Regions from separate parts of the Mus musculus genome. Here all the other regions are linked to region 3. Evidence: chromatin loops called from intact Hi-C (ENCODE). Cell type or tissue: gastrocnemius. All regions are shown on one strand. Region 1 overlaps Dbr1 (debranching RNA lariats 1). Region 2 holds the start of Mrps22 (mitochondrial ribosomal protein S22). Region 3 holds the start of Cep70 (centrosomal protein 70).

The links. A loop is a pair of places that touch in the nucleus more often than their neighbours do. Peaks named below come from ENCODE experiments on the same cell type or tissue, not always from the same donor. Only the 100,000 strongest peaks of a DNase experiment are listed, where the experiment ranks them.
Region 1: it touches region 3 in a loop (3-fold over the local background); 8 of 42 quality-filtered maps call a loop at or near these places.
Region 2: a loop joins it to region 3, with 3 times the contacts of the local background. A loop is called at or near these places in 15 of 42 quality-filtered maps.

Annotation. Positions count from the first base shown.
Region 1 is chr9:99,576,816-99,584,815 of GRCm38, reverse strand. Dbr1 (debranching RNA lariats 1) reads right to left here. Exons shown (of 8, transcript NM_031403.3): 3 at 6,295-6,375; 4 at 5,374-5,459; 5 at 4,453-4,677; 6 at 2,714-2,794; 7 at 2,354-2,499; 8 at 473-1,504. The coding sequence ends at 793. Among named protein-coding and RNA genes, the nearest start is that of Dbr1, 5.0 kb to the right of the region's middle. In gastrocnemius, a CTCF peak has its summit at 3,924 (motif pointing right); a DNase peak (open chromatin) is centred at 3,981; H3K4me3 peaks cover 342 bases; H3K27ac peaks cover 265 bases.
Region 2 is chr9:98,598,083-98,606,082 of GRCm38, reverse strand. It overlaps Mrps22 (mitochondrial ribosomal protein S22), which reads left to right and starts at 4,404. Exons shown (of 8, transcript NM_025485.3): 1 at 4,404-4,610; 2 at 7,785-7,948. The coding sequence starts at 4,439. In gastrocnemius, no CTCF peak of the experiment used is centred here; DNase peaks (open chromatin) are centred at 4,424 and 4,822; H3K4me3 peaks cover 1,777 bases; H3K27ac peaks cover 1,046 bases.
Region 3 is chr9:99,237,375-99,245,374 of GRCm38, reverse strand. It overlaps Cep70 (centrosomal protein 70), which reads right to left and starts at 2,034. Exons shown (of 18, transcript NM_023873.4): 1 at 1,885-2,034. In gastrocnemius, a CTCF peak has its summit at 3,119 (motif pointing right); DNase peaks (open chromatin) are centred at 1,258, 2,002 and 3,130; H3K4me3 peaks cover 2,062 bases; H3K27ac peaks cover 1,472 bases.

The sequences.
Region 1 (8,000 bases), 340 kb before region 3:
ATGTAAATAAGAAAATAATCTTTTAAAGTGAAAAGAAACCGGAAGGAAACAAAAAGCCTCAAAGCTGCCAAGCTTCCTGAAGTCAAATGCTGACAAGATGGAGGTTCAGGTCTTCCCTAAACTAGTGCCTGGATGAGGACTGGTGTGGGATGATGACAACAGACCCTGAGACCCCAAGATTCCTCTTCCCAGAGCCAGGGCCATCTCCCCAGGCAGCCGCGGTGCTGTGACTCCAGACAAGGGTTGGTCCACATGGATCTCTGAGAAGACTTCACTACCATCGATTGAGCTGTCATGCAGCAGGATGGACAGCATTTATACACTCTTGTCAGATGTAATTAACATTGAATAATTACATATTAATATAATATCATTTAATATTAAACTGTACAATCCCAAGATAACTTGAATATAGGTACCAAAGTTACATAAAAATTCAGTCAAAATGTAATATACAAGAGCCAATAGGATAATTTCAGCAATTAAGTGGCATTTAATGTATTTACAAAATCTTTATAGTCCCATCTTAGAGAACAGTGTTTCTCAAAATTCATGTGTACTAAGTGCTGAAAACTATGGAAGTGAATGTCTTAAAAATGGTCATCAATCAAATCTCATATGAAATTTAATAAGTCTATATCTGAATCATATAAACATACATCTAAATACAGAGCTTATAACCAAAATTCCATCATTTCATTATTACAAAGTCCAGTAATAAATCAGAAATTCTGCCCTAAAAACAGGGTCTGGAAATCCCACCCCTACATTTATCACAGTCCAGCCTCTGTCTCACTCGGCACTAGCATCCCCATCATCCACTGCAGCGTAGATGGCTTGGTTCCTCCTCTTTATTTTCTTCCTTTGTTCAGGTTCGTGTTCATCACTCAGCCGCTTCAGAGGAAACTTAGCCAAGTCTTTTTCATCCCCAGACTCCACCGTTTCACCACATTTCCCCTCTCCACTTGCTGGAGAACGGGATGCATCGTCAGAGGACACAAACATGGAACTTGGTAAGTTCCTGATGTCAGAAAAGCTTGTAGAGAGGTCAGAAGCCTGGTCAGAAGCAGGTTCCACAGAAGGTGTGTTCATGTCACTGTGAGCGCTTACAGCCTCCTCCTCCTCCTCCTCCTCCTCCTCCTCTTCATCCAGCATGATTTCATCTGGATTAATGGAGGAGAGGGCCGACGTGTCTGTGTTGTACTCACTCCGGTCCTCTTCAGACTCCTCAGTCCCCGGGTCACCCTGCTGCTCATATTCACCACACTGATGGTGCTCTTCCTCTCTGGCCTTCTGAATCATGACATTGATGTCTGTGATGCCAAGCTGGGCACAGAACTCAGTCGTCTGTGGATTGATCCTGTGAACCAGCTTCACTTGTGTCTGGGGCTTACTGGGATCATAACAAGCAGCTGTCATGGTGAAGTTACAGGGGACTTTAGGGTCATGGTTCAATTTTTCCATTACTTCCTTCATAGTTTCTTCCGTTGCACTATAATCCCACCTGTAACAATCAGAGCAGCTGGTTTATACAAGTTATTACCTTCAAACAATAAGCAATGAAACCTAAGTATGGACTCCAGATACAAGGAGTAAAAATGAAATGTTAAAAATTCTACATAAAAGCTGGGCGGTGGTAGCACAGGTCTTTAATCCCAGCACTCAGGCGGCAGAGGCAGGCGGATCTCTGAGTTCGAGGCCAGCCTGGTCTACAGAGTGAGTTCCAGGACAGCCAAGGCTACACAGAGGGACCCCGTCACAAAAAACAAAACGAAAATTCTACATAAGAGCTGCAGAGACGGCTCAATGGTTAAGAATAGACGCTACTTTCCCAGAGGGTTTGGGTTCCATTCCCTGCATCTACTGTCATCTCACAGCCATTTGTAATTCCAGTTCCAGGGATGGACTCCCAATTCTGGCCTGTCAGTGCCAGGCAATGCATGATGCACTGACATTCATACAGGGAAAATACCCATCTGCATAAAATAAAAATTTAAAAACCCCACATGGTAAAATTATAATTAACTTAGCAAAGAATCTTTAGAATAAACATAATAGTCAGTTAACTGTGAGTACAAAGTTGGGGTCTCATGGCCAGTCAGTGCCAGAACCAGGGGGTATATATCCCTAAGTTAGGCCCAATCAGAGACCAGAGGAACGACTACAGCTCACAGGTCATCGAGCAGGCACATGCTAGAAGCTTGCTAGATGCTCAGAACCCAAAACCATTGCCACCTTGCTTCTCCCTCCGTTCTGCAGACAAGCAAACTCCTCAGGAATCAGAACACAACACAGATGAGAGACCACACTGCACATGCAGGGCAGAAGGCAAGCTCTGAGGGAGCAGACGCACCTTGTGTGCAGACCGTTGTCTTCAGGCATATTCCACAGGCCCCCAGTCACATTAATCAGGTCATCAGTGGCCCTGAGAACAGTAAGCCATTCAACGTCATACTCTAAGTACTCAGGAGCACTGGGGTCATGTTCTATCTCTAACACCTAGAGGACAAAATCGGAAATTTTAGGTAATTCATTTATATTTAACAGTCTAATCATTTTAAATTAATTAAATTTTAAAATGTTAACATAAGCAACATCAAAGAATTCCCAAAAACGTAAATTATAAATAGCACAAATAAATTTGGAAGTAGCTAGTTCTTTAAAAATCACTGGAAGAGTAGGACTTTTGTAAAATGACTCCTTTTGTTCTTACCTGAAGGAAGTCTCTGTGTGGCAAGCACTTGTCCAAGGCTAAAAACTTGGTTTCTTTGCCTGCTTGGTCTTTATCTGTGGCCTAGATGATACAAACCACGATGTAAGAATTTTAAAACATCACAACAAGGAATTCATACATTGAATCGAGGAGAAATAATACTTCTTACACATGCTCCCAATTCTATGTTGAAAGAATGACTACCAAGTGAGGAAATAAATAAGAAAGAAGAGAAGAGAAGAGGGGAAGGCAGTCTGCACACACATGGGCAATGATGTGGAAAGCATTAACTACTGCTGGCTGCCGTTTCTTCCATAATTCAGAACAAACACTGAGATGACGATGATGATCACCATGTCGTTAAACACTGACACGCGTGACACAAGTGACTCACACAAACAAATGACAGAAACCCGCTGCTAAACACCTGTACTTTATGATTCTTTTACAGGAATTAATCAGAAGAAGCACAGCTCAAACCGTGCGTGTCTACAGCTAAGGATGCAAAGGTGATTACAAACAGGCACAATAGAGTCTGGGATGTGATGGACACAGTGTCTGTCAGCTAGATGGTCTCGTATGCCCTTAATTCCAACACTCCAGAGGGAGAGGCAGGTGGATCTCTGTGAGTTAGAGGCCAGCCTGGTCTACAGAGTGAGTTCTAGGACAGCCAGGGCTATAGAGAGAAACCTTGTCTCAAAACAAACAAACAAACAAACAAACAAAACCCCAACAACAACAAGAGGCTGAAGAGATGGCTCAGCGGTTAATAGCACTGGCTGCTCTTCTGAAGGTCCTGAGTTCAATTCCCAGTAAACACAATGATGGCTCACAGCTCTCTGTAACGGGATCTGATGCCCTCTTCTGGTGTGTCTGAGGAAATTGACAGTGTACTCACATTTATAAAATAAATAAATTGTTAAAATAAAAAAAATAAGAAAAAAAAAGCTAACAACAAAATTGAACTGTGGGTCAGCAGCTGGAGGTTTCTTTCTGCTTCTAGAGACCTTCTCAGAGGTCTAATGGCCCAAAGGGCACTGTCTTTGTGGAGGTGACACACAATGCTTTCCAAAGCTACTGGAGCAAACCTTCTCTGCACTGGAGGTACAATGCTCCGGAAACAGTTTTATTTGGAAATATCCCAAAGCCTTCCCCCTTTTAAGTTTATGTATTTTTTTAAAATGTAGGAATACTCTGTCTGCATATACACCTACATGCCAGAGGAGGGCACCAAACCCTTTAGAGATGGTGGTAAGCCACCATGTGGTTGCTGTGATTGAATTGAGGACCTCTGGAAGAGCAGCCAGTGTTAACTGCTGAGCCATCCCTCCAAGGCCCTTTCTAACGTGGACCTACTCTAGAAGGAACAGGTGCCCAGGCTCTGTCCAGAAGCAGTTCTGGTTCTGCTCCAGCTGTCTCTGTCTCTACACCTCAGGGACAGGAGCTGGGCTCTGGGACCTTTCAGTCTTCAAACACGTTGGTCCCTCTATTAAAACACTCATAGACTCTATTTCCTCCTGGCACTTTAGATTCAGCTCAACCATGCACTTCACTGGAAATTTTCCCTCTCGAAAACTAGACCAACCCCAGTGTACCAGTCTGAAGCAGCTACCCTCAAGCACCTCAGCCCTGCCCCCACACCCACCCTGCTTGTCATCGCTTGCTCATTTCTCCCCACACTGAGTACTGAGGGAGCAACTCCTAAGACGTAAACTGGGTTCTCTGGTTTTCTGTCCTACCTGATGCTGCATCAGGGCTGCGAACTTGACATGCAGGTGCGCGGAGAACCAGTACGCAGGCTGTAGGTGCTCCAGCAGCTCCGAGGCAGCGGGGCTCCCCAGGGTGCTGTTTTCCACTTCTTGGCGGAAAAAAGATTTGGTCTTAAGAAGCTGCTTCTTATTGCCATAATGATATATATTTCTTGGCCAATCATGAGACAAGAATATATGTACAGGCTGCTTTAACTTTAAGGACAGAAAAACAGAAAGAAAATCCTTAGAAAGAGAGCAACCCAAAACAACTCCCTCCCCAACCATGCACCCCCTCTTGCTTTCTGTGCTAATTCATCCTAGGGATACTTTAAGAAAATTGATAAAAATACTAAGCTTGGGCTGGAGAGCTGGCTCAGCGGTTAAGAGCACTGACTGCCCTTCCAGAGGTCCTGAGTTCAATTCCCAGCAACCACATGGTGGCTCACTGCCATCTGTAATGGGATCTGATGACTTTTTCTAGTATGTCTGAGGAGAGCAACAGTATACTCACATACATAAAGTAAATAAATCTTTAAAAAAATATATCATTTTATTTCAGCATATACTTTTTATCCTTAACCTAAGTATAATTTGTGCAATCACAAATTAAATTACAACTGTTTGTTACAATAAAGTTTTAACCATTAAAAATTAAAATCTATGAGTTTGAGGCCAGCCTGGTCTACAGAGTGAGTTCCAGGACAGCCAGGGCTATACAGAGAAACCCTGTCTCAAAAAACCAAAAAAAAAAAAAATTAAAATTTGTTCAACTGTGAACCTCCAAAAACCTATCCAAACTGTATTTTAGAAACACTAAAGTGGTAGTAGTCAAATATTGCAAGTCAATATAATCAAACATTCTACAAATTTAAATTTACTTCAAATCACTGTTATATACTTTTCACATACCTGTTTTAATTTGTAGACCTCTATATTTCTCACATGATATATACTCCTTATGGTAGATGAATTATAAGGGGGGCACTCAAAATGACCTTAAATTGAAGAGAAATAAACCATATGACCATTGTCTTTCCAAAAGAGATTCCCAATTCGCATTCACACAGCCCATGGAACACAGAGCCCGCCCATGTGTGGAGTCCATGCCAACAGATTAGCATGGAGAGCAGAGGGGCAAGGATGAGGAAGTAGACTTTCAATTAACAGTTACATTAAATATGTACACTTTAGTTGTCAATTTAACTCAGGAAATTTGTGAAATCTATATGAATGTAAGCCACTGCTCTAACCAAAAACCACTTAGATACTGTGAAATGAAAGGTAACTGCGGTGTGTCTAAACAATGAACTACTATCTACAGACAAATGAGCAGATTACAGGTAAGTAATGACCTGGACTTCAGAAACTCGTTAAAGCAGCAAGTAAGCTGCAAAAAGATGCAAGCAACGCAACACATTTACACAAGGTGGAAACACACTGAACCCTGTGTACTCGGCAGTGACATGAAATAACCAAGTGAATGATAAACACCAAGCTGGAAACTGCGATTCCCTGGCTACCAGAGGGGGAAGAAGAGGAATCCGACAGTCAAGTCAGTGAACTTCTACTATACCTATACTGTTGTATTTCTTAAAAGTCAAAATTAAAATGGCAAACCCTGAAAAAATTCTAATAAAACTAGATCATGGACACATAGATATACTATATAGCATCTACATTTTCCTGTCCATAAAATACTTATAATAAAAAATTAAGAATAATATCATTTACAGAAGGAATCTGATGAATAAGTCAAACTATAAATTTTGGTTATTTTACTAGAGGGCATGCAAGCTCTAAACTATAAAAGTAATCCCGTCAGAACAATACCTTTTCTATAATCATGAGATTTAAATATGCCAGAGATGCCACCAATCCTTACTCCTCGGTATTTGACAACACCAGCCAAGCCTGAAAAATTATGCATTTTAGTAAAACGGTTTAAGCAAAAAAGAATCTACTAAGAAAAGAAAAGAAATCTTTTAGAAGCCTGAAATTCTATGCGGTCCTTAAATCATTTGAAAGTATTTGCCATCCCTCTTCACACACTGTTATATGCTGATGATCCACAAGGCAGAGTAGGCCTGGAACCAATCAGACAAGAAACTAAGTGGATTCTAAAAGGATGAAGAGACAGGATGTTAAAAGCAAACAGTGAACTGTGGTACCTAACAGTGCATGGTGATACCTAACAGTGTACTGTGGTACCCAGCTGAACATGCAATTATGTGGGAGAAAGTGAAGGGGAAGGACAATGTCCTGTGATGGCCTTACACAGTGGGAGTCAAGTCAGCAGGTGTAATGTCCAAAGAGCACTGCATTTCTACATTTTCATTTTCAACTCAACTGACAATCCCACCTTGTCTTTTCATTTGTTTGAGACAGGTCTTATGATGCAGTTCTGGATGACCTGGAATTCACTCCATAGACCTGGCTGGCCTCAAAACTCCTAGAGATCAGCCTGCCTCTGCCGCTACAGTGTTGGAATTAAAAACATGCCCAGCCCAAATTCATCTCTTCATAATACTGAGATTGTTGAAAGATGGCAAATCAGTAATGACAGAGAAACAAAATTCCCAAAGTTAAGATTTCATCACTAGAAAAACTTGAACATTATTCTAGAAACAATCACTTATATAAAGAGATAAAAGACCTGCAAACTTTAAAAGATGAAAAACAAAAGGAACACTTCAAGTGATATCATAGTAAATCCAGTCAGCTAAATCCAGAGCCCAGGAAATGCTACAGGGCAATCAACCTCACTGCCTACAACACACAAACCATAGAGGAAACAGAAAACAGAAACAAGGGAAGGAAGGATAAAGAGTCTAAGAGGCAGAGCCCTGAACACCAAATATTTGGATCCTACCTGAGCAAGTCATTTGTAGATCCGGTAACTGAGACATGCAGAGAAATGCGTATGGACAAGGCACGAGAGAAGGACTAACTCACTATAGTTAGGTATAAAATGGCACCAGAACTACGTGTGTCTAAAAAAAATCTATCACTCGAAAGTCATGTACTTAGGGGCTGGAGAGATGGCTCAGAGCACTGGATGCTTTTCCACAGGTCCCGAGTTCAATTCCCAGCACCACATGGTGGCTTCTAACCATCTATAATGGGATCTGGTGCTCTGTAGGCACATATGCACTCAGAACACTGTATACACGGTAGATAAATAAATACATCTTGGGGTAGGGGGAGTCATGTACTTAAAAATCCACAAATGAAATAACCCAGTGGTTAGGATTTGCTTTAAGGCATCCCAGCCATCTCCCTCAGGAAAAGTTTAAACAATACTGGATATTTAAATATGGGAGTAGAACAAAGTAATAGGAGTTGAGGTTAACAAGTAAAGAAATTTATTAAACTACTCGGTATTTTTATGTATGTTTAGCATTTTCCATTATAAAGTTTAATGCAATAAGAAAAAAGCAAAGAGACTACAAAAAAAAAAACTTGTCATCATATTAGCTATTATTTAAACCTCTAGAAGAAAATGGATGTATGTTCATGACTGGCCATTTAATAACTAT
Region 2 (8,000 bases), 640 kb after region 3:
CCTGTAGGTAATGGAAATTGGTTCTATATAGAATAAGTGGGACATGTCTTTACCATCCCCTTGGCTTGTTGACAAGTGATAGAAAGTTGCCATTTCAAACCTTTGTAGTTAACGTGGTGGTTTTGTTTTTGCTTTTTGTTTTTTTTATGAAATTCTGAATCCTTTAGCACACTTCCTATCAATAACTGATTAATTTCCTCATTACCTTGTGCTAGCAGGCCGAGTAGACCTGTATGGGATCTGTTATGTGTTATAATAGCTGATTTCTAGTTCTGATTTCTTGTTGTAGTTGAATAAACAGTGAAGTTATTTTGGAATCATCCTGAATGAGTTTAGCAGTTTCTATATGTAAAACAACTCTTTCTACATATTGATGGTCAGTCACTACACTAAGAGATTCTTGAAAATCTAATAACACCCTAAGAACTGCATATAATTCTGATTATTGAACTAAGTTATAAGGATTCTCACCTTACTTATATTTTCTGACATATATCCTGCCTTTCATGATTTATTTGCACCAGTATAAAATGTAGGGGCTCCAAAAATTGGTGTCCCTTATATTATATGAGAAAGGTGAGATTTGAGGAATGTGTTGGGGGGGGGCATTGCAGGGAAAGGGAGGGGAGAGAAGAAGGAAGATGGAAGAGGCTAGAATGAAAGGAGAGGGACCTTGAACATGTGGCCAGGAGAATCAGCAAGTAACAAGGGACTTTATAGCTGGGGAATAAATTAGAATAACTTAAAAATCTGCCTAATCTGGGCTTACAACATTTAAATAAAATACCTGGATTGTGTGTATTTTATACGAGCTAGCTAGGATTATAACTTCATTCCACGAATATCCTTAGAGAGGGACAAAGAGAAACTTTCTTTTGATACAAACTAAAGGGGGAAGCTGAAGAAGCTGGAAGTAGAAACAGGAGTGGTCCACCCACAAGTCAAGAATACTTGTAGTCATGAGCAGCTGGGAGGGATGGGGACAAGTTCTCCTGTAAGTCCCCTGAAAGGAGCAGGGACCTGCCAATGCTTTGGCTTTGGTCATTGGACACTGACATCGAATTTCTAACATGTAGAATTTTGATATTTCTGCTATTGTCATCCACCAAATGTGGACTAATCCATTCCAGTGCCACACGCAGTTAATACAACAACTGGACTCATTTCCTCTTCTATAAATGTACACCTCTTGTCCATTCATAGGGTGCCCAGGTATGGTGGTTCGAATGAGAATGGCCCCCATCGTTTCATATGTTTAGATGCTTGGTCCCCAGCTAGTGGAACTGTTTGAGAAGGATTAGGAGGTGTGGCCATGTTAGAGGCGGTGTATCACTCACTGGTGGTGGGCTTTGAGGTTTTAAAAGCCCATGCCAAGCCCACATATGCCTCTTTCTTTCTGCCTCATGCCTTTGAAGCTCTCGCTCTTGCTCCAGCCCATGTCTGTCTGCTTCCTGCTATAGCAATCAAAGACTAATCCTCTAAAACTGTAAGCAATCCCCAACGAAACAGTTTCTTTTTATAAGAGTTGCCTTGGTCATGGAGTCTCTTCACAGTAATAGAATGGTAACTGCAACACCAGGATATAGTAAAAATAAGCTCTTTGGCCTCTCTTCTTATCAGTAGCCATGGGGAAGAAAGACTAGGGTTGCTTCTGAGAGAAAATGCTTGAGGTGGGAGCCTGCTGCATGTATTTCCGATTCAGTCTCCCACTATTGGTACTTCTTACTACATAGAGTGATGAGGGAGATCAGGATAGTAGCCCCTACCTGAATTAAGGCCAAGCCTAGGGCTGTCATCTTCTCCCATTCAAATAGCAATAGTAGAGTCCATAATGCTGTCACCTTTGATGGCTCAGGAGTTAAGGGAACTTGCTGCACAAGCATGAGGACCAAAGCTCAGGTCCCAGAACTCATGTAACCAGGTGGATATCCCATGCATGTGTCCCAGCATTGATAGAGAGGGTGGAGACAGGAGGGTCCCTGAGGCTTCCAGGCTGTCCAAGAAAGCATGAGCCCCGAGTGTAGAGACAGACCCCCATGTAAAGTGCACAGGAAGAAGGTAATAGATTAGAGCACACAGATAGCCACATAAACTCACATATACAAATAATCAAACAAATAAATACGCAAATAACCTTTTAAAACTCAAACAGAAACACAGGCATGAATTTCCAAAAAACCAATTATTTGGGAACAAAGATTAAGATTAGAAACAGGGGCATGAGTACATAAAACTGGGGTGATCCCTGATATGTTCAGTGGACAAAGAAAAAGTTGTGGGTTTTACTAAGATAGTCTCAATCACTTTGAAATGAAGGGAGATAGGGTTTTTTTGGGGGGGGGGGCACTTTTTTGCTTTAGAAAGCTGACAAGCCTCAGAAATGACTGTGTAAGCCAGTCTAACGGTCACAGCAGCTCTGGTACTTGTTACTAAGTAAAACTATTCTTAAAGGCAGGGGAGCCTTTGTCAACGGATTGGTTTAGCTCTTGCAGTAAGTGTTCATAGCTATAGTGTCTCCTGTGGAGAGGAGACTCCTTTACAATGGGATAAGCTAGGAGTGACTCCATTTTGTTAAATGAATTTTCACAATGGGGAATGGGGAAGAAAATAGGTGAGGTTAGGAGTTAAGTCTCTCTCTATCCAGCAAATTCAAACACATATTTGTTCAACAACTTTCTTCTGCCAGGCCTAGGGCAAAGTGCTTACTTAAGCTGACTAATCTATGGAAGGAAAAGAATTGCACTCCCTAGTCACCTAGAAAAGAATATAATGAAATCATGTGCCCACTCATCCATCCGTCCATCCATTCATCCACCCACCCACCCATCCATCCATCCATCCATCCATCCATCCACCTATCTATCCATCCATCCATCCATCCATCCATCCATCCATGCATACATCCACCAATCCATCCATCCATCCATCCATCCATCCATCCATCCATCCATCCACCAATCCATCCATCCATCCATCCACCAATCCATCCATCCATCCATCCATCCATCCATCCATCCATCCATCTATGCATCCACCCACCTATCCATCCATCCATCCATCCATCCATCCATCCATCCATCCATCCATTGATCCATCCATCCATCCATCCATCCATCCATCCATCCATCCATCTATGCATCCATCCATTTACCAATCCATCCATCCTTCCATCCATCCATCCACCCATCCATTCTTTCATTCAACAAGTATTTGTTCTGCACATAAACAGTACTAGGTAAAATTATAATAATGTATAGGCATAGCCTTCATGTGGTGAGAAAAATAAGCAGATAATAAGGAGAATGACCAGAAATTATAGAAGGGCCGATGAAGGGAAGGTATAAGGTGATTGGTGGTTATGGATTCAGAATGAAGAACAAACATTTGGGGTGCGTTTGAAAAGTTTGAAAGAACTGCAAACAGTTGGATTTAAACCCGCAAGTGGGGGAAGAGGTCTAGGAGGGCAATACACATTCATTATTCAGAACCATAAAACCAAAAAGAAAAGAGAAAAGGAGCACAGAGGAAAAAAATACAAAAACAAAACAAAAAACCTGTACACACATCGAGAGACTCAAACACGTACTTGTGAATAAGCAGTTGGTGGGATGTTGCACGTGCCCATGTGTTGTTAGGACCCGAACCTAGGGCAAGTACTCTAGTGCTGAGCTAAATTCCAAGCCCTTATTTTGTTTCTTTTGGTTTTTTTTTTGTTTTTTTTTTTTTCGAGACAGGGTTTCTCTGTGTAGCCCTGGCTGTCCTGGAACTCACTCTGTAGACCAGGCTGGCCTCAAACTCAGAAATCCGCCTGCCTCTGCCTCCCAAGTGCTGGGATTAAAGGTGTGCGCCACCACGCCCGACTATTTTGTTTCTTAATGTATGTACTCTTAACATGTATGTATTATGTGTGTATGCATGTGTGTGTATGTGGTATATGTCTTGTATACAAATGATAAAGCTAATACTATAAACAAACAAACAAAAGTAAATGGGCTGGTGAGATTCCTGCTCAGGTTGTAAAGATACCTGCTACCAAGTTTCACCTGAGTTCCATCTCTGGGTCGAAAGAGAGCGGCGACTCTCCCAGGCTATCCTCTGACCTCCACATACAAGTTCATGCGCATGCACACACAAACAAAATTACTTTAAAAAAATTCTTTAAAAAGTTCATTCCCACATCTGTAATCAGAGGTCAGAAAGCGGATTGCAGCGGGTTTGAGGTCAAGACTGCAGAGACTGTCTCTAAGAGGGAAGCGGGGCGGGGCATATAGCTCATTCCATACAGTGCTTGCCTTGCTTGCACAAAGATTTTAGTAGTTTTAAAACGCTTCCGCGGCGCCTTGCCTCCACCCAGACTACATTTCCCAGAATGCTGCACAAAAACCTCTCGAGCCGGAAGTTGCTCTATCGATTCCGGCGCAAAGAGCGTCTGGTAATCATGGCTGCAGTCAGAACACCGTTGTCGCTGTGGAGGTTCCAATTGGGCTCTCGGCGAGCACGGCGGGTCTGTACTCGGGCCACAGCCCAGCGCCACCCCGATGCTCTGCTCGCGACGCGGCCCCAGCCATTCGAGGTGGGGCAGCCTCGCCGCCTGCTCAGCTCCGAGGCAGGTGAGTGACCGCCAGAACTCTGCTGAGCGCCCGGGAAACTTAGAGCTTGCTCTAACGAGTGAAGGCGGCTTGTCAGACTGCGTGCGGCTTCCGTCCGTCCTTGCAGAACTTATCTAAGTCCTCATTCATTCATTCATTCAGTCACTAGTGCTTGCGTGCCGCCCCTTGCAAAGCATTACACTACATTAGCTTGGGGCATGCTGTAGGGTTGACCTGGACTCTGTTATCCCAGTGGCGATTGGCAGAGTTCTGTGATCCAGGCTACGTCGGGCATGGGGGGAGGGGGGGGCGGAAAGCACTTAGCTGCCTTTCAAACTATGTTGGACGCATAGGGATGAATCCCAGGGAAAATACGGGCAACGCTGCCACCAGGCTAACCATGCTAAGGTTAAAAGAACAAGAGGACACCATAATAAGCAGAGGTATAGAGAAGAAACTGAACGCTGGTATTTTGGGGGAACGTATTTTGGAGTTAGGATTGATAATGTCTAAGTAAGTGTCCAGGTTTTGATGGTAAGCAGTTGAATGGAGACTCGTGGCAAGCTAGAGAACATTAATGGTAGAAACAGTTTATGTGGTTGATTTTTGAGTTTGGATTGATGACTCGGTAAAATGAAAATTAAAAAACGGGAAAGGAGGCGGAATTTTGCTTGTTTTGTGTTGAAGTTGAGATGTCTTTGTTATTCCAGGGTCAGTATACAGTTAGATACAAATTGAGGCGCACTGGAGTAAAAAAACGATCACTAGAGTCGAGCAGGTGCGTGAGCTTGTCTCAAGACAGTGTAGTGCTGAGCATGTATATAGTTACTGGAGCTTGTGGGTGACCATGAGAATAAACACAGGAGTTTGGTCTTCAAAGAAACGTTCTCGTTAGTTTTGTGTCAACTTGACACAAGCCAGAGTTATCTGAATGGAAAGAAATGCCTCCATAAGATCCAGCTGTAGGACATTTTCTTACTTAGTGTTTGAGGTGGGAGGGCCCAGTCCATTGTGGGTAGTGCAATGCCTGGGCTGGTGGTGGTCCTGGATTCTATAAGAAAGCAGGGGGAGCAAACCAGTAAGCAGCACCCCTCCATGGCCTCTGCATCAGCTTCTGCCTCTGGGCAACTTGTGTTTGTGTCCCGACTTCCTTCAACGATAGACGACTACACTGTGGAAGTGTAAGCCAAACCCTTTCCTCCCCAGCTTGCTCATGGCCATGGTGACTCATTGCAGTAATAGAAACCCTAACTGGGACAGAGACTAAATCTCTCAGTGGCGGACACAGTCAAACCATGCGAGTTTTAAATGTGAAAGCTTTAAATCATCTTGCTTGCGTTTTTTAGCAGATCACTCTCAAGGAATCTTTGTGGGAATGGTTTGTAGTGAGTTCAGGAAAGAGTCAGAGAAGCCAAGGTAAGGAGCAAGCATGGCTTTGACTAAAGTAATGGCAGTGGGAGCTAGATCTAAAAAGAGACGATTACCTAGTATTCGTTTTTTGTAAAAGTGGGCTAACTGCTTTATAGGGTTGCTGTGAGAGCTGAATATTCTGAGCATGGTGTGTATTTAGCTCAGCAAGCACTGCACAGTAAATCTCCTATGTGTTAATAATGGTCAGTCCTATCATTTTACCTGCTTTTTTTTTTTTTTTTTTTTTTTTTGGCTCAGTGTGTTGGGTATGGAAGGAGTCAGGAATCATTTTAAGACTCTGGACTGAATGACTGATAGACTGCGCTGTGATAGAGAGTAGTAAGGGCCGCAGGGATGAGACAAGCAAAGGTTGCAGGGATGTTATGGTCTGGTAGTCTTGGCTTACAGGTGAGATGTCCATTGGGAAGTGGGTGGAGATGACCTTGGGTAGAGATTGGGATTTTAGAGTCTGGCAGGTGGATGTAATTAAAGCCATAGAAAGCTAGAAAAGTACCCAGTGGGACTATGAATAAGGAGAGAAGGAGCTTGGCCAGGATCTTGCAAGGCTCTAGTATCTTTGGGACCGATGGCTAAGAGGAACCCAGGAACACATGGCCTTTTACCTTTCCAATGGAAAGTGTTAATGAGTTATCTTTAATATAAATATTAGCAATAAATTAATCCAGTGATTGTATTTCTTTACCTTAATGCTAGTCCCCAGTAACCACACAAAGAAACCAAAGTGTATTTAAAATTGCACCTCAGTAGCCAAGCAGTTAAATGATCTACCTATGCCTTCTATGCGAATCTGGCGACCTCCCATTCCTTGTTACTTGCATATTATTGTTGACCTGGCTCTTTGGGCTTCATGTGTGTTTCTGTGATCTCTCTGGACCCCTTCCTCATGGCACCAATTCCTCCATCTTCCTGGCCGATCAGAATCTTGCATCTTGCTTTCTCCCTCTCTCTTTCCTTTGGCTGGCAGAGGTACCTCAACCCACCCTATTCCGTCATCTGCTCAGCCATTGGGTGGTCAGCATTTATTGACAAGGCACAGAATAAATGGTAAGAACTGTTTACACAAACCTGAGCCAGGAGAATCTTGGTATAAGCATTACAATGCTGGTCAAGATTGAAACAAGGTATGAGGGCAGAAATACCAGTATATGAGTAACCCAAGGGTAAACTTTACACAGTGGCCACAAAAACATTATGCCCAAAGGAAAGAGAATAAGAAGTGAGTGAAAGGAAGAGGGAACGTGTGTGAGCCGGAGCTGGGCATAGCTGGGAAGTGACTGAGGCGCAAGACCCAGGTGAACCTGCTAAACCCTCATTCCTAATAGCTAGTTTTCTTTGGGTTAGCATTGGCACTCCCATTTGTAAAATTGGGAGGTTAGGACCTGTTTTGTGGGTGTGTGTTTGGTTTCCAGGAAGCCAATCTGAAGGTCAAAATGTAGCTTACAGGTAGTACTGTGTGCCAGTTCCTCCGTTCTGTTTCCGCCACCTCCAAAATAACAACCGAAAAGAAGAGACAAGCCAGTGATTGTCATCTTTAGTTTTCATGGTGCTCACTGTAGTAGACCATCTTCTTGGCAGACCGTGCGTGTCATGGTGAATGTTCAGGAAATTTTAAGCATTGAATGAATGAAAGGATCCCATAGATATTAGTATCGTGGAGTTTTGAAGCATATTCTCTACAGATGGTTTTTATGGTCAACTTTCCATTTAGAGACATCTTGGCTTGCCATTGTGGGCAGCTTCTTATTACTGGAATCTATGTTACAGAGTCCGGTAGCTCAGAAGTCAAGAAACCTGCTTTCATGGATGAGGAGGTCCAGAGGATCCTCACCAAGATTACAGGCCTGGACTTGCAGAAGACTTTCAGGCCTGCCATACAACCACTGAAGCCACCAACCTATAAGTTAATGACACAGGCACAGTTGGAAGAGGTATGTCAACTCGAGTATTGGTAGAACTCCACTGTAGATCTCAGTGCTGTTC
Region 3 (8,000 bases):
ACCCTGTCTCAAAACAAAAACAAAAAAACCAAAACCAAAACAAAAACAAACAGAAATGAAACAGCACAGTGCTAAGAGCATGTTATCCCTTACAGGGGACCAGAGTTCAATCCCCTTCACCCACGCCTGGCAGCTCACAACCACCTATGACTCCAGCTCCAGGAGATCCAACTCCTCGGCCCCCACGAGTACCTGTACACATGAACACGCACATAATTAAAAGTGGTAAAAATGTTTAGTGGCGGATGGTGATGCATGCCTTTATTCCCAGCACTCAGGAAGCAAATCCTAGTGGACTCCTGTAAGTTCAAAGCCAAACTGGTCTACATAGTGACTTCCAAGACAACCTGGACAACATGGCAAGATCTTGTCTCAAGAAAAGGAGGGTGGGGAAAAAGAAAAGAGAGAAAAGGAAAATAAGAGAAAAAGAAGATAAGAGAAAAACAAAATGAGAAAAAGATGAAACTGGAGATGTTTGAAACAGAACCTTGGCTGACCTAGAACTAGCCTAGGCAACCCATCCCTCTCAGCCCTGGGAGTGTGAGTACAAGTGACAGCCATCATGGGGGGAAAAGTGTATATTTTGACACAGTCCATCCATGTTTCACAACAGTTCATTAATTGCCCTGTAGGTATCTGAGGATCTGTTAAAATACAACACATACTAAAATTTTATAGCCAGGCAATGGTGGTGTGCACTCAGGAGGCAGAGGCAGGAGGATCTCTGTGAGTTCTAGGTGAGCTGGGTCTAGAGAGCTAGTTCCAGGACAGCCAAGGCTACATAAAGAAATCTTGCCTCAAAAAACAAAAAACAAAAACAAAAAAAAAAAAAAAACAAAACCCCCATAAATATAATAGCTGGGTGTGGTGGTGTTTAGCTGTAACCCCAGCATTTCAGAGGTTGGAGGATCAGGAATTCAATGTCGTCCTCAGACGGCCTGCATGAAACCTTGCCTTAACGTGAATCAACAATTCAATTCCAACAACATTGCAACTTGCTCTTCACGGTTTACCATTTACTAGCTATTTACTATTTACAAAAATCCATGCAATGCACAAGATTGAAACCAATGCCTGCAGCGCTGATATGATTACAAAATAAAGTGGCAGGCTAGAGAGACAGCTCAGTGGGTAAAGGCACTTGTCCCAAGAAAGCTTGAGAAGCAATCCTCAGAATCCACAGGAGGCGAGAATTCTGTAACCCCGGGCCTCCTGTAGGGAGATCGGACTCTGCAGCTCTCCCCTCCATCCCCTACAGTATGCAGAAAAACAAAAGACCTTGTCTCAAACAAGGTAGAGGCAATGACCGACGCCCAAGGTTGTCCTCTTTCTCTACGTCTGCACCGTGGCGTGAACAATTATTGATTAGTTGATAATAGTGGGAACCTTGATTAGGCTTTGCTGTGTTTTTCACATTAATCAACGTGGACCCACATAAAGGCGGAGTCCTTAAATTTGTAATGAGTCTGACAGGAGGGGTACTCGCCTACCCTTTACTCCGCGATCTCCCACTTGGCTCCAAATCGCTATCACCTGACAGCGCCGCAAAGAGAACTGGAGCTAGCCCGGAACCCAGCCGATTCCATGTAGGAGTCTAAGCTCAGTTCCTGCTTCCTCTACCAGGTCGCACACCTTCAACACTCGGCTGGGAGAAGAGGTTGAGTGAGGAGCGAGGGACACAAAGCGACGGGCGGGCTCCCCGCAGGGAGGTCCACGCCCACACCTGCACGCGCATTTCCTAGCTAGCGCGTAGGAGCCGGGGCGACTCCATTCTGAGGGCCCTGGCTGGTGAGTGGGACGCTCCGGATTCCGGAGAAGCCACCTTTGGGCGTGCACCTGAAGGGGGCCCACGTAAAGTCCTCGGCGACCCCAAGCGCCACTCACCTCGGTCACAGCCCGTGGCTTCCACCGCGCTCGCCCCCGCGGCCTAAGCCCCGCCTACGCGACCGTTAGCGCAGCCAGGCTGACCAATCGAACTGACGCAGTCGATGGCCTCCCAGCGGGGCGGGACAACACCACCTGGCGCGCCGGGAAGGCGGGTCCACGCCGCGCTCTATCGTTAGCTCCGCCCACGGGGCGGGGCTTCTTCCCGCCTCCACTCCCACCGGACCCGGACTTGCTGCGGCTACTTTGTAGCAGGCGCTTTGACACTTCCTGGACGCTCCGCCTGATAGTCGCTCAGTCACCATGGTGTTTCTTTGATCCCCGAGAAGCTAGAAATACACACATTTGCGGTTGCAAGTGAAAGTGAGGCCGGGGCTGCCTTATTATCACTGGATGCCTGCGCTCCCTACAGCTCCCCCTCACGCCCTGACTGCGAGCCTTTTTCAGGAACTGTCTGCACGGGGCAACCCCAATAAGCATTTCTTGATAACATTTCACCTTCTCCTTGAATATTTTCAAAGGTCTACGAAGAACTGAGATGCCTGCCTGACGAAGCTCAGTCTAGATAGGCAGTTTGGGCTCCTGTTAGACACTGATAAGACTGGTTAATAAAGGGTTTGTGGCTACAGAGATAAAAGATTACATAAGGACATGAGGCACAACTCTTGCTTCAACTTTAGATAAGCTGAAAAGCCTTGAAAACGATCTATGGGCCTCCAGGTTAATTAAGTCAAGATCTCTAAAGTGGGGCCCACACGTCCAGAGTTTATATGGTTCCCCGAAGTGATTCTAATGTATAGCCAGGAGGGAGAACCAACTGTCCGCTGAGAAATAATTAAGACTGATTCTAAACCTGGTGGGGAAGAGGGACTGGAGATGTAGATCAGTTGGTAGAATTCAGCGTCCGGGAAGCCCTTGGGTTTGATTCTTCAACACGGCCTAAGACAGGCGAGCTGACACGTGCCTGTAATTCCAGAATTTAGGAGGTACAGGCAGATCAGGAGTTCAAGGTCATCCCTGGCTTTATAGCAAAAGTCAAGACCACCGGAAGCTACAGGAGGCCTTGGCTCAAGGAAAAAAATAAAACGAAGGTCCTTCTCCACTCTTTTCAAAAACCAAAAGTGGGTTAAGAAATCCAAAATATGTAAGGGAAAAAAAATCATGTTCGCAGTCTAAAGGATGACCTCGAGTTTTCAGGAATCTACCATCGTTGTCCTTGCAACTTACAGCCACACGGTGGCGGTATTGACAACAGGCATTTCCAGAAGGACTTGGGAAATGCAAGTCCCATCAGGGTCTTAGTGACCCTAATACATCAACTAAAGTGACTCTCTCTGGGTGGTCCAAGGGCACATCTCTTAAGAGAGTACTGCTCTCAAGCCCACGTTTAGGCACACAGTGAGTCTAAACTGTGTGTGTTCTCTGCAAACACATCCCAATCCCTCTATTCCCCCTCATGGCCCCTTCCTTCCCTTTCTATATCTGGATATTCACACTACGGAGCTGACAGATTTTCATTTTCAGCTTCCTAAGACAATCTAACTGCTTACCTTTTCCAGAACAATAGGGTGACTTTCCCAATCTTCTGAGCCAACCCATAGGCCAAACATCCGTGGGTTAGAATTACTTTTGATGTGAGTAATAAAAATCAAACAAACAAACAAAAAACTCAACTAATTCAAACTGCCTTAAACAATAAAGCAATTGATTAGGTCACACAACACAAACCCTAGAGGAGGGAGACGGAGACGTTGACATTGATTAATTCAAACCAATCTCTTTTTTTTTTTTTTTTTTTGGTTTTTGGTTTTTTGAGACAGGGTTTCTCTGTGTAGCCCTAGCTGTCCTGGAACTTACTTTGTAGACCAGGCTGGCCTCAAACTCAGAAATCTGCCTGCCTCTGCCTCCCAAGTGCTGGGATTAAAGGCGTGCGCCACCATGCCCGGCTTCAAACCAATTTCAATGGTTAAGTGGGTCCAGCTGCTATTAGTCTGTGCTGTTGAAAACATGATAAATTCATACTTATTTTCCAGCTGCCTACTTGGAGCAACCAAGACCACATACTTTCTTTTCCTATAGAAACTTCTCCAGTTTTGTGTTTTGTTTTTGTTTGTTTTATTGAGCCAGTTGGACCTGCCAGATATACCCTACCTCCTGATCAGTAATTGCCAGGGAGATGAAGAGGTGGCTCAAGCCTAAATCCCAGAAAGTAAAAAGGAGGCGCCACATTTTTAAATGGTTTCCAAAGTGCTAGTGCTTCTTCCATTATTTTGTTTCAGTCTTCATTGTTGTTTAAAAACTAAATTTAGCTGAGCAGTGGTGGCACACACCTTTAATCCCAGCACTAGGGAAACAGAAATAGTGGATCTCTGAGTTCTGGCCAGTCTGGTCTATAGAGTACATTCCAAGACAGCCAGGGGTATACAAAGAAACACTGCCTTGAAAAAATAGATATTTAGATAGATAGATAGATAGATAGATAGATAGATAGATAGATAGACAGACAATACCAAATTTGGAAAATCAGCCAACCCATTTAAAGAAGAGACCCAAAACAAAGCATAAACATATGACCTATCTCATGTTTTGTTTTGTGGTGAATGCATCTCCAGCTGCTCTCTTAAAGCGATAGTGTCTGTGGTCAAATTGGTGAGAAGCAGCTTATGAAGCTAACCATCATTCAGATACTTCCTGAAAAACCAGGAAAGCAATCTGAGACTTAGAACAAAGCCGCAAGCTCAGTCAGCCAGAACAAGGACGTTTCGTGTTTAAGTTCAAGACCTTTTGTGGTGCCTTGTTCAGACATGATTTCCTGCCATGTAGTCCTGGTAGGTAGATAATAAATGACTCTTCTTCCCACGGGTGTCCTGCCTCTGTGAAATAGTTACAAAACCAAGCCCAAACTGTCTCTCAAGTCCAGCATACCAGAGACTAGAGAGAGGAACTAGCTGGCTGAAGAATCATAGGTCACCTTGTCCAATTCCAGTGTAGATTTCACTGTAGCTTGGAGCGTGAGGCCCAAATATTAAATGCAATTCTTTTCTTCAAGCATAATATTCTTTCAAATAATATTATCTCTTAACATAAACCTTTCTTCTATGTGCCTGAATCCAAATATAAAGCCCGTAACTTCTGAAGGGTTTTTGGGTCCCTGTGTAAAATAGAATAAATATAATCACTGGACTGTTGTTAGAACTGGAGTCACATAGCAAGAACTTGATAGATTATGCCTTATTAGTCTTATAAAAAATAGCTAGATTCCTTGAATTTTATGAGAAAATATTATCCTTTGATAAGCTGTGAGCTGCGACCCCACTAGGCTTTCCTGCTCCTCCCATTCTGAGTTGTTTCTCAGAATTAAGTATTGATAAAAAGAAATCCAGAAGGGGGGCAACTAAGGATTAGGGAGGAAACCAGCCAACCTTGTGTCACCCCTGGAGACGTCCACTCTATACCACCACCGCCTTCATTCTTCCAATAGTCATTTATTATGTGTCTAATCTATAAATAAAAACAAATAACGAAGAGAAAGCTACTAGGAAGTCTTCTGGAGAACTGTAGAGGGATTCTAATTTGGCAACCTGGCTGCTCTGGCTGGAATACAGACGTGCCCTCAGCACACACCTTTAATCCCAAACAATGACGGTAAAGTCGGCTTGTAGAAGAAAGCATTCATGTTTGAAAATGATGCCTAATTGAGTGGCAGACAAAGTGACGACTCAGAGAAAGATTTGGCAGAATAGGATCTGCCCAACGCACAAGCACAGAGAGAGGAAAGGGAAGCTACTTTGAGGGGCAATGCAGAAAGACAGAGAGACAGTTTTGCTGGGACAGTTGTACAGAGACAGGGTGCAGACAGAGAACAAGCTAGACACAGGTGAAGGCAGAATGAGACAGAAAAGGAGAAGGGGACACATTAGAACACAATAGCACATATTGCCAAAGTTAGTCTGAGGCCAACCAGACCAGGTCAGGAGAAGCTGGGAGAAGCCAGATTGAATCAGTGTGGAGAGGAGCCCTGAGTCAGAATAGCTGAGTCAACCAGCCAGCCAGAGTTCAGAAAGAGCTAGAAAGGGTGAGCTTATTCAGCAGTAAGTCTCTGAGGCTGAAAACCTTCCAGGCCTAGAAAGGCTTGTACAGAGACTAGAAGCTTTCAGGACTGGGCCCAACTTAGCAGATGGAGGCCACCAGCCTGGGAGATAACAATCACGTCTGTCAAATAGAAGTTACTTTTACAGGAAATCTTCCATATCAAGGTCAAGTACAAAGCTCTCTCAGCAGAACTGCTGAGGCACAATCTGCTCTGGCATTCAGTCCTATCATTTCCAAGATCTATTAACCTAATCAATAGGTTGTTTCCTCTTGTCAACTCTTGTCTCCTCTCCCAGACTGCACTTGCTTAGTGCCTAGACACCTTATCCACAATATTAATCCCAAAGTTGGAACAACCTTTCCTTACATTGTCATGGAGCTACAGAAATGAGCTGTAAGATGGGGCCACTCAGACTCCTATAACAAAAATGTTTTTGACTGCATAATCTCTAAACCACGAAATGTGTTGCTTTCTGTCCTGGCTGAGAAGTCCAAGATCAAGGTGTCGGAAGATTAAGAATCCAGAGAGGGATTGTTTTGCCTGTCTAAGATGACGCCTTTTTCCTGCCTTCTTATGAAACCAAGGAAAACCTGAACAAATTCTTCACACTTAACCTGTCTTACCTGCTCTTAATTCCAGACTAAACCCTCCGGACTTAACCTACTTCGTGTCCTCCTAGTCGCTTGCTTTTAGCTGGTTTTTAAAACCACCCATTTCAGCGCTGACATTGGGGTCGTCGTAATTGTTAAAGTTTGGTCATGAACACTTAAATCAATTACTCCCTAATCCTTAATCACTTTTCCCCATTCTCCAGTCCGTAAAAATTCCTAAATCCTGTCTTCTCTGGGTTGGCTAATCTTCTCTGTCAGCTTGACGGGATTGAGAAATGCCTAGCGATTTAGTGAGGCAATCTTCGGTGCGATGATGTTTCCAGGGTAGATCGTGAGGACTCTGACCTAATAAATGGGATAGTAATCCCTTGATGATTCACAGTATAGCATGGTTTTATCGGTAGCGGAGGAAAGGTCATAAATGGAGCCTAGTCAGAGGAAGAAGGTTATTGAGAGCATGTTCTTGGATGCTGTCTTGCTCTGGCCTCTTCCTGTACCCTCTTCCCTCTGCCTCCGGTCAGTCACGCCTGCTCTGCTTCCTGGGACCATGGTATGAAGTGGCCCATCCAGCATGCTGACCCTGCCACAGGCAGACTGGCACCTCTGGAATTCTGAGCCCAAATTAACAGTCCCTCCTATAAGTTGTTCGAATCATTTTAGTCACTAATACATGCCCAAAATATTACTATAGGAGACTGACATTCTGGCATATTTTGAACTGATTTTTGTGTATCTGTTTTTTTTTTTTTTTTAAACTAACCAACATAGCCACCTTACAAGAGCAATGAGTGGTCCCCAGAGAGTAGGCCCAACAACAGAATAGACACAGGCGAAGGGATTGAGGGTTTCTGGGGCCCCAGCAGGTTTGAGGACTGTGATCTGAATGCTGGGGTTCTTTCAAATTTTTTTATGTTGAACCCTGACTTCCAACCCAAGTGTTAAGAGGTGGAGCCTTTAGGAGGTAATTAGGTCACAGAGGTTCTGCCTTCATGAACGGAATCGGTGTCTTTATCAAAGAGATGTGACAGGGTCCATTTGCCTTTTTCCACTGCGTGGAGGTTTTGGAACAAGCTCCTGTTCTGTGTGCCTCAAAATGTATCAGAGTCCACCCTAAGGAGTTTGGGTCTTAAAAGAAGTAAAGAATGAGTCTGGAGAATTGCAAGTTTGAGGTCTGTCTGGGTTACAGCGTGAACTTAAGGCCAATTTGAGCAATTTATGAGACATCGAACATCGGCCCAGTCTCCAGTATCACAAGACAGAGAAGAGGAAAGGGATGCCAGAAAGTGGTTTTAGAGAACCAACTTCACGAGCAGATTTACCTTCCACAGGCTTCAGAGCAGCGGGGGTCCTGGGGTTTTGTCCACCAAGCTCACCCCAGCAACGGAGTCAGGCACCCGAGAGGACAGCTCTTA